Regions from separate parts of the Homo sapiens genome. Here region 2 is linked to region 1. A link is an interaction called in ENCODE POLR2A ChIA-PET data of the cell type or tissue named here. Cell type or tissue: MCF 10A. All regions are shown on one strand. Region 1 overlaps CAPN2 (calpain 2). Region 2 overlaps TP53BP2 (tumor protein p53 binding protein 2).

The links. ChIA-PET counts read pairs that join two places held together with the same protein. Peaks named below come from ENCODE experiments on the same cell type or tissue, not always from the same donor. Only the 100,000 strongest peaks of a DNase experiment are listed, where the experiment ranks them.
Region 2: POLR2A ChIA-PET joins it to region 1 with 5 read pairs; 3 of 35 experiments call an interaction of 5 or more read pairs at or near these places.

Annotation. Positions count from the first base shown.
Region 1 is chr1:223,719,381-223,723,380 of GRCh38, reverse strand. All of the region lies in intron 2 of CAPN2 (calpain 2), which reads right to left. Among named protein-coding and RNA genes, the nearest start is that of CAPN2, 8.8 kb to the right of the region's middle. RefSeq lists an enhancer at 3,775-4,000. In MCF 10A, no CTCF peak of the experiment used is centred here; a DNase peak (open chromatin) is centred at 2,230.
Region 2 is chr1:223,802,554-223,806,553 of GRCh38, reverse strand. It overlaps TP53BP2 (tumor protein p53 binding protein 2), which reads left to right. Exons shown (of 18, transcript NM_001031685.3): 6 at 2,206-2,380; 7 at 3,102-3,283; 8 at 3,659-3,823. Among named protein-coding and RNA genes, the nearest start is that of TP53BP2, 41 kb to the left of the region's middle. In MCF 10A, no CTCF peak of the experiment used is centred here; no DNase peak of the experiment used is centred here.

The DNA of each region.
Region 1 (4,000 bases):
TTGCTAGTCTTTAAACATTTTAACTACATGGGTACTTATTTATTTACTTTTTGAGATAAGTTTTCCCTCTGTTGCCCAGGCTGGAGTGCAGTGGCTCCAGAACCAGGCTGGAGTGCACGGCTCACAGCAGCTTCTACCTCCTGGGCTCAAGTGATCCTCCTGCTTCAGCCTCCCGAGTAGCTGGGACGACAGGCATGTGCCACCAAGCCCAGGTAATTTTTTTGTAGAGACAGAGTTTTGCTATGTTGCCCAAGCTGGTCCCAAACTCGGGTTCAAGCGATCCTCTTGCCCCAGCCTCCCAAAGTGCTGGGATTACAGGTGTGAGCCACTGCATACTTATTAAAAAGGCACCACAAATTCCAATAGACAGGCATCTTACAAAATCTCTGATCAATATTCCCCAAAACTGTCAAGGTCATCAAAATTAAGGAAAGACTTGAGAGACTGTCACAGCCCAGAGGAGCCGAAGGAGACTTGGCAACTAAATGAAACGTGGGGTCCTGGATGGGATCCCGGAATAGAGAAAGAACCTTAGGGGAAAACTAAGAGAATCTGCATAAAGCATGGACTTTAATAATACTGCATCAATGCTGATTCATTATAACACGTGTACCACACTGATGTAACATGTTAATAATAGGGGAAACTGGGTATGAGGTATCTGGAACTTCCTGTATTATCATCTCAGCTTTTCTATAAACCTAACACTGTTCTTAAAAAAAAGTCTATTAACATTTTTAAAGGTACCTATTATAAAAATGCATTTTTAAATTTATAATTTAAAAATTATTTGCCAGGTGTGGTGACTCGCACCTGTAATCCCAGCACTTGGGAGGATAAGGCAGAAGGATTGCTTGAGCCCAGGAACTTGAGACCAGCCTGGGCAACACAGTGAGACCCCATCTCCACACAGACACACACAAAAATTAGCCAGGTGAGGTGGTGCGTGCCTGTAGTCCTGGCTACTTGGAAGGCTGAGGTGGGAGGATTGCTTGAGCCCAGGAGGTCGAGGCTGCAGTGAGCTATGGTTTTGTTACTGCACTTTAGTCTGGGCAACAGAGCAAGACCCTGTCTCAAAAAAAAAAAAAAAAAAAAAAAAGAAAGAAAGAAAAAGAAAGAAAGGAAAAGAAATAAAAATTATTTAAAACACTTAAATATTCAATTTTTAAAATTGAGGAATGCACATCTGACCCCTTTGTGTTCATTTTCTCCCCATATGTTTCTCCTTCTGAGTTTCAATCTGTGTGTTACCCAAACACAGGCCACAAGTTTGTCTCTCCTCGTTTTGGCATTTCCACCCTTAGATTATGAAATTTTCAAGGACAAGGATCTGGTTTCCAACCCAACTTATTTTCTTCTCCTCCTTTTCTCTTCCTCCACCATCCTCTTTTTCTTCGGCAATTTGGCAAAAGGACTTTTCACATAACTGGAATCAGTAATGATAATCCTGGTCCCTTGAATTTGTCTGGGATTCTATAGTGTGCCAAGTGTGTTTGCCTGTATAAATCTCACTTTTCTCCACAGCCCTGGGAAGGGATCCTTATCATTATTCCCATTTCACAGAAGAAGAAACTGAGGCTCAGAGGGGTTGGGTCCAAATAAGTGGCTAATGAGTGGTAGAAGGAACAGGACTGGAAAATTCCCCATCTGGCTTGCCTTTCCCATTGGTCTTGTCCCTTCCCCACTCTCTGCTGAGCTAGGCTGTGGGGTGGGGCACCCTGTAGCTAAACACCTCCCAGTGGGTGCTCTGGGGGTCCATGTGACATCTTGAGAAGGAGGCAGGTTGACCCACCTCTGAGGGGCCCAGGGAACATTTGCTGGGTTACAATGAAATGGGGGTGTGCTGTTTCAACAGCCTTGGCAGCCTTGGGCTCTACCCCAGGAAATCAGAGGCCTGCAAGGTGACCTATGCCTTCCTGGCTGGGGTAGCTGCCTTCATCCGTGAGCTGTGAGGCTGTGGGGAAAGCTCAGTGGTGACCCAGTGCAAAGTAAAGCATCAGAGGTAGGAGCAGCTCAGCCTTGGAGTTTCCTGGGTCCTTGGGAGCCATTTCAAGTGGCAAGCACCTGTAAGAATGTGGTTATTACCCCACGATTTCAGAGCCATATTTAGCTGCAGGGTCAGCCAGTGGAGGCTCCAGCTGGGTCTCCAGCCCTTCCTCCAGAAGGGCAGATTTTTCTCTGCTGAATCAATTCTTACACAACTATATTCTGCAATGGAGATGGCTCTTGGTGAGAGCAGCTCTGTAAACATGGTTTAAATGACTTTGGTGAAGCTTGGAAGCTGAGCCTTCTGGGAAGGAGCGTGGGTGTTTGTGGATTAAACATTGCTGGGCAGCACAGTAAACAGGGCAGGGCGTTGCAAAGTGCACAAGTCTAAGAATGTCACCTGCCCAAGTTCCCTGGGGGAACTGAGTAAGGCTCAGGGTAGAAAGCGCAGGTAGAGAAGATGAATTTTGCTGAGAATGGTTCCTCAGCACAGCACTATGGCAAATTGGAGGGAGCATGGGTTAGGAAGAGTGTAGGATTCAAAATCAGACCAGGGTTCAATCCTTTGGCAATTACTAGCTGTGTGGCTTTACACTTACTCTCCCGTCTCTGTGGCTCAGTTTTTTTTTATCTGTACAGTGAGGTGAGAATATTTACTTTAGATTTGGGATGAGTACATGAAATACTGTAGTGAAAAAATGCTCTATGAATTGCATACTGTTATGCAGGTGATGGGTACTGTTATTACTCCTTCTGTGTGTAATAAAAGAATGATCTTGGCTGGGCGCAGTGGCTCACGCCTGTAATCCCAGCACTTTGGGAGGCCGAGGTGGGTGGATCACTTGAGCTCAGAAGTTCAAGACCAGCCTGCGCAACATGGCAAGACCCGGTCTATACAAAAAAATACAAAAATTAGCCAGGTGTGGTGGCGTGTGCCTGTAGTCCCAGGTACTCAGAAGGCTGAGGTGGGAGGATCACTCGAGCCCAGGAGGCCAAGGCTGCAGTGAGCCAAGATCCTGCCAGTGCACTCCAGCCCTGGGGAACAGAGTGAGACCCTGTCAAAAAAAAAAAAAAAAAAAGAGAGAAAGAGAGAAAATAAGGATGATCTTGTAGTGCTCTAACCCTCTAGCACAAGGAATGAGGAGTAGCTGGTTAGAAACCCGGGAATGGCTTTAGAATAGCTGAATACAAACTCATAGGGGGTGTCTGAGGTCACTCCATTTACCCTCCTTCCTTCTCCGTTTTTGGAAGAGACGGAGGTTCCAGATGGAAGTTCCAGGTAATTACTTGCCCAGTCTTCGGACTACCAACAGAGCTGAGTCTAGGCTCATATCTCTGGCCATGTCACAGAGTGTCACTGCCATGGCCTCTGTTCCTGGTGCTTGTGAGGCTGTTGGGATTTGGTGAAGGTCAAGGCCCCATCAGCACCCGCTGGCCAGGTGCCAGAATCAGGGTGAGAGTACAGTATACCACATTTCACAGATTGTGATCTAACTAGAGTCCTCCAAAATAAAAGGCTGAAAGAACAAAATGACCAATACTGCATTATACGCGCGCGCGCGCACACACACACACACACACACACACACGCACACACCCCTGAGAAATTACAGACTAGCTACTAAGAAATTTTTAAAAGGTTTACATTTCACCTGGTTTATAATTCCCCTGGGAGGGAAATTTCTCCCAGGAATGTTAACCTTTGCTATCTCCTCTCCAATTGGCCCAGTGGTATTTACACAGGACTTAAATCATGTATTTGTTGCTTACACTTTGGCACTTAAGGTGTTGTTAAACTCTGAAGCAGATGTTAGGCAGTTGCTGTGTTTGTTTCTGGATTCTCTCTCTTTTTTTTTGAGATGGGGTCTCTCTCTGTCACCCCGGCTGAAGTGCAGTGGTGCCATCTCTACTCACTGCAACCTCTGCCTCCTGGGTTCAAGCAATTCTCCTGCCTCAGCCTTCTGAGTAGCTGGGATTACAGGCACCCACCACCACGTCCAGCTAATTTTTTTGT
Region 2 (4,000 bases), 83 kb before region 1:
CCGTGCCCGGCTGGTAGTATCTTCTTTTAAAAGAGCTAACAGGCCACTATTGTTAATATATGTGTAAGGCTATTTACATTCTACCCCCATTAAGCCAATTACCTCACAGATATGAGGTAACATTATCAACCCAAAAGCCACCTGCTGTTTGGTGCTCTCTTTGTGCTCTCTTTGAGTCCTTACTATAGCATTTTGTAGAAATCCTTGTATCATCCTAATTGTTCAAGATCTTTCTGACTCCTGATTCTGATCAAGATTAACCATGCTATGATGGGTATCAGCCAGACAGGAAAGGTGGAAAGAGCCCTTCATCTTTGCTTCTAGGAACTACTCTGGGCCACAGCAAGAGGAATATTAAAGTTCTAACATGGTATAACCATACCATAGATTAATCTTGGATCAGATTAATCTAATACTGTCCCCTTCTGGAGCTTGGCACCAATAACGGGCTGCTTGCCTTTATTTGGGGAACATTCTTTATCCACAAACTAACCCTAGTCCTGGCCTTGAACAAGGAAAATATAAGAAGCCACTCCATTACCATCAGAACTGCTGCTTCTCCTGCCAGCCATAGGCTTCCAATCTGACCCAAAAGCCAACAGACCTTTCTCTGTAAAGGGCTACATAGTAAATATTTTGGGCTTTGCAAACTTTGCTGCCTCTGTTGCAACTACTCAGGTCTGCTGTTATAAGCAGTCATGGATAATAGGTAAACAGATGGTGTGGTTGTGTCCCAATAAAACTTTACTTACAAAAACAAGATAGCAAGCTGGATTTGGCCTGCAGACTATAGTTTGTCAACCCCTGGTCTAAACACCCAGGATCCACAACTAACAGTCCTTTAGTGATTATCAGGTCACTGAAGCTGGGGTAGACAATTGTTGGTTTGTCATGGGCAAAGTTACCCAATAGGGCTTTGAAATAATGGCCAGGAATTCTTCAAGGCAGTTCTCAAGGCAGTGTGGACTTCATGTCATACTTCCTAGGGTTCCTGTGCATCCATTTCTGTTTGTAATACCAGACCCCAGTTTTTCCAAAATCATGCATATCATTGCTTCTCAAACCTTAAGATACATATGAATCACCTGGGGATCGTGTTGAAAATGCATATTCTGATTCAGTAGGTGAGTTGAGGTTTGAGCTTCTGCATTTCTCACAAGCTTCCAGGTGATGCTGATGCACATTACATTGAGTAGCAAGGATATATAGTCAAAAAGATTGGTTGTTGAAGAACAAATTTCTAAGCTTTTTAGTCTTCAAGGACTTAAAAACAAGTCCTTGTGGGTTTTTTTTTCTTTTGAGATGGGTTCTCACTGTGTTGCCCAGGCTGGACTTGAATTCCTGGGTTCAAGTGATCCTTCTGCCTTAGCCAGGGTTTTTGTTTTGATTCTTTCCATGTTACTTATATGTTCTAGGCATACTAATCTAAGAAATAGTTTACCTGTGATTATAAATTGTGTGGCTCTGTTACTCAGTTTTAGTTAAAAATTTTAATGTAATAAAAACAAAATTTCTGCTATAACAAAAGTACCTTGGGGCAGGGGAAAGAAACAATTTCAGATTCCATGATTGCAGCTTTCTAAAGGTGTTAAATATTTCTTTAGCTCTTTTCAGTGACCATTTATTGAGTATATACTATGTAAAATATCATTCAAAGACATTTACATTTCACACTTCATTTAATCTTCACTATAGTAACATTGGTAGTTACTATTGATCATCCCTGTTTTATAGATGAAGAAACATAGACTTGCATGCTTGGTGAGGTTATGCAATTTGTTCAGGGTCTCATAGCTAATAAGTGGTAGAGCTGGGTTTGAATCTAAATGTACTCCAAATCTTGTGCATTTAAATAGTTTCTTATGATGCTTCCCATTTCTACATGAGCTGCTTTTTAAAATTGTTGCAACAGTTTATGAAAACTAGTTCAAGAATTGCTGCATCCTTGCTGCATAAGAACCACTTGGGTTAAAAATACTGATTCCTGGATCTTATCCCCAGAAGATTCTAGGGTGGGCTCAGGAGTATCTGTTTTGAACAGACTTCCAGTGTGATTCTGATGGCAGTGTTTAGGAAGAAGGTGAGACCAGACCAGGGTTACAAGTGTACCTCAATCTCAACATCTAAGTGTTGCAGTTAGGCTATTTTGAGCTTAGTGGTGTACTTACCTAAAATGACATACCTAATGATTACTTTTATTTTTAGGAACAGCGCTTAAAGTTTTTGAAACAACAAGATCAGCGACAACAGCAACAAGTTGCTGAGCAGGAGAAACTTAAAAGGCTAAAAGAAATAGCTGAGAATCAGGAAGCTAAGCTAAAAAAAGTGAGAGCACTTAAAGGCCACGTGGAACAGAAGAGACTAAGCAATGGGAAACTTGGTGAGTTGTTCCTCATAGATTTACTTTTTTATACATTTATTTGTCTGGTTTTTTTGAGACAGGGTCTTACTGTGTTGCCCAGGCTGGTCTTTTGAACCGTGGCCTCAAGTGATCCTCCCACCTCAGCCTCCTGAGTAGCTGGGGTTACAGGTGCAAGCCACCATGGTTGATCTGTAGATAACTTTAAAGGGTATCTTTTGAAAAAATATAATTTACTGCAGTTTTGATGCTGCAGGTTCCTCTGAATTGAATTCAGCTGTTGAATGTTTTATACAGGATTTCTAAGATACCTTTGGAAAATGTAGCATTTTTTCCCCTTAATATTTTTTGACTGAGAATTTGATGAAGGCAAGGATTTTTATTCATATAATAGCTCCATCTATTACGATACCATTTTATTCAGAATGTTTGTGGTTTAATAGATCCACCTAATGTTATAAAATTGAAAGTTCTAAAGAAATTTTTATTGTTTCTAAAATTTGGAGTTTAATAATATTTTTAATGCAAATTCTGATAAATATACATTGATATTGAAGCACAGAGATTTAGAGATGTCTCTGTTGATTTCACTTGCTTCTAAAAGAAGTCGGTTGCTTCCAGGACATTCTGAAAAATTTTTCTACTGTTTATTAGAAAGTTCATTGTAAAGCCCGGTTGCCTGGGAAGTAGTCCATTCTTATTTTTCTTTTCAACTGTTGTTGCTGTTCTCTGTCTCATCTAGTGGAGGAAATTGAACAGATGAATAATTTGTTCCAGCAAAAACAGAGGGAGCTCGTCCTGGCTGTGTCAAAAGTAGAAGAACTGACCAGGCAGCTAGAGATGCTCAAGAACGGCAGGATCGACAGCCACCATGACAATCAGTCTGCAGTGGCTGAGCTTGATCGCCTCTATAAGGAGCTGCAGGTAGACCGTAGCTGTTTGCCAAAAGCTGTACAACCTCCTTTCCAGAAACAGAGTTGCTCATATAAGTAGCAAGAGGTGCTAGATTTCAGTTGCCTTTCCTTAAAGAGAAGGCAGGTTGTGGGGGGAACCCAAACTCCAGAGAATCCAGAGTAAACTTTATAGTACCCTAGACAGGAAATTTGAGACATTCCTCATAACCACAGCTGGTGGTCTTGCACAGGTGTCACTTAATTTTAAACCATGAGATGAGAAGTGTGGAGGGGTGGAGGGACCTCATATTTTTAGAAATTATATAATAGTTAACCATGTGATTAACTGTTTGAGACATTTTCTTCCTACTCCTTGGCTACCTTTTTTCCCCTCTCTTTTATTCAGCTAAGAAACAAATTGAATCAAGAGCAGAATGCCAAGCTACAACAACAGAGGGAGTGTTTGAATAAGCGTAATTCAGAAGTGGCAGTCATGGATAAGCGTGTTAATGAGCTGAGGGACCGGCTGTGGAAGAAGAAGGCAGCTCTACAGCAAAAAGAAAATCTACCAGTAAGTGGGCCGTTTTGTAATGGTTTTGGGGAGGAGGGAAAAAGATGACCAGCCCAGTGAGGTTACTCATAGGCATCTTCTTCAGAATCATTACTCAGTGTGCCCTCAGAAAACAGATGCTGTTTATGGATCCTTAAAAGACAATCCGCTGCTTTTTTACTTTTTAATGTTATTACC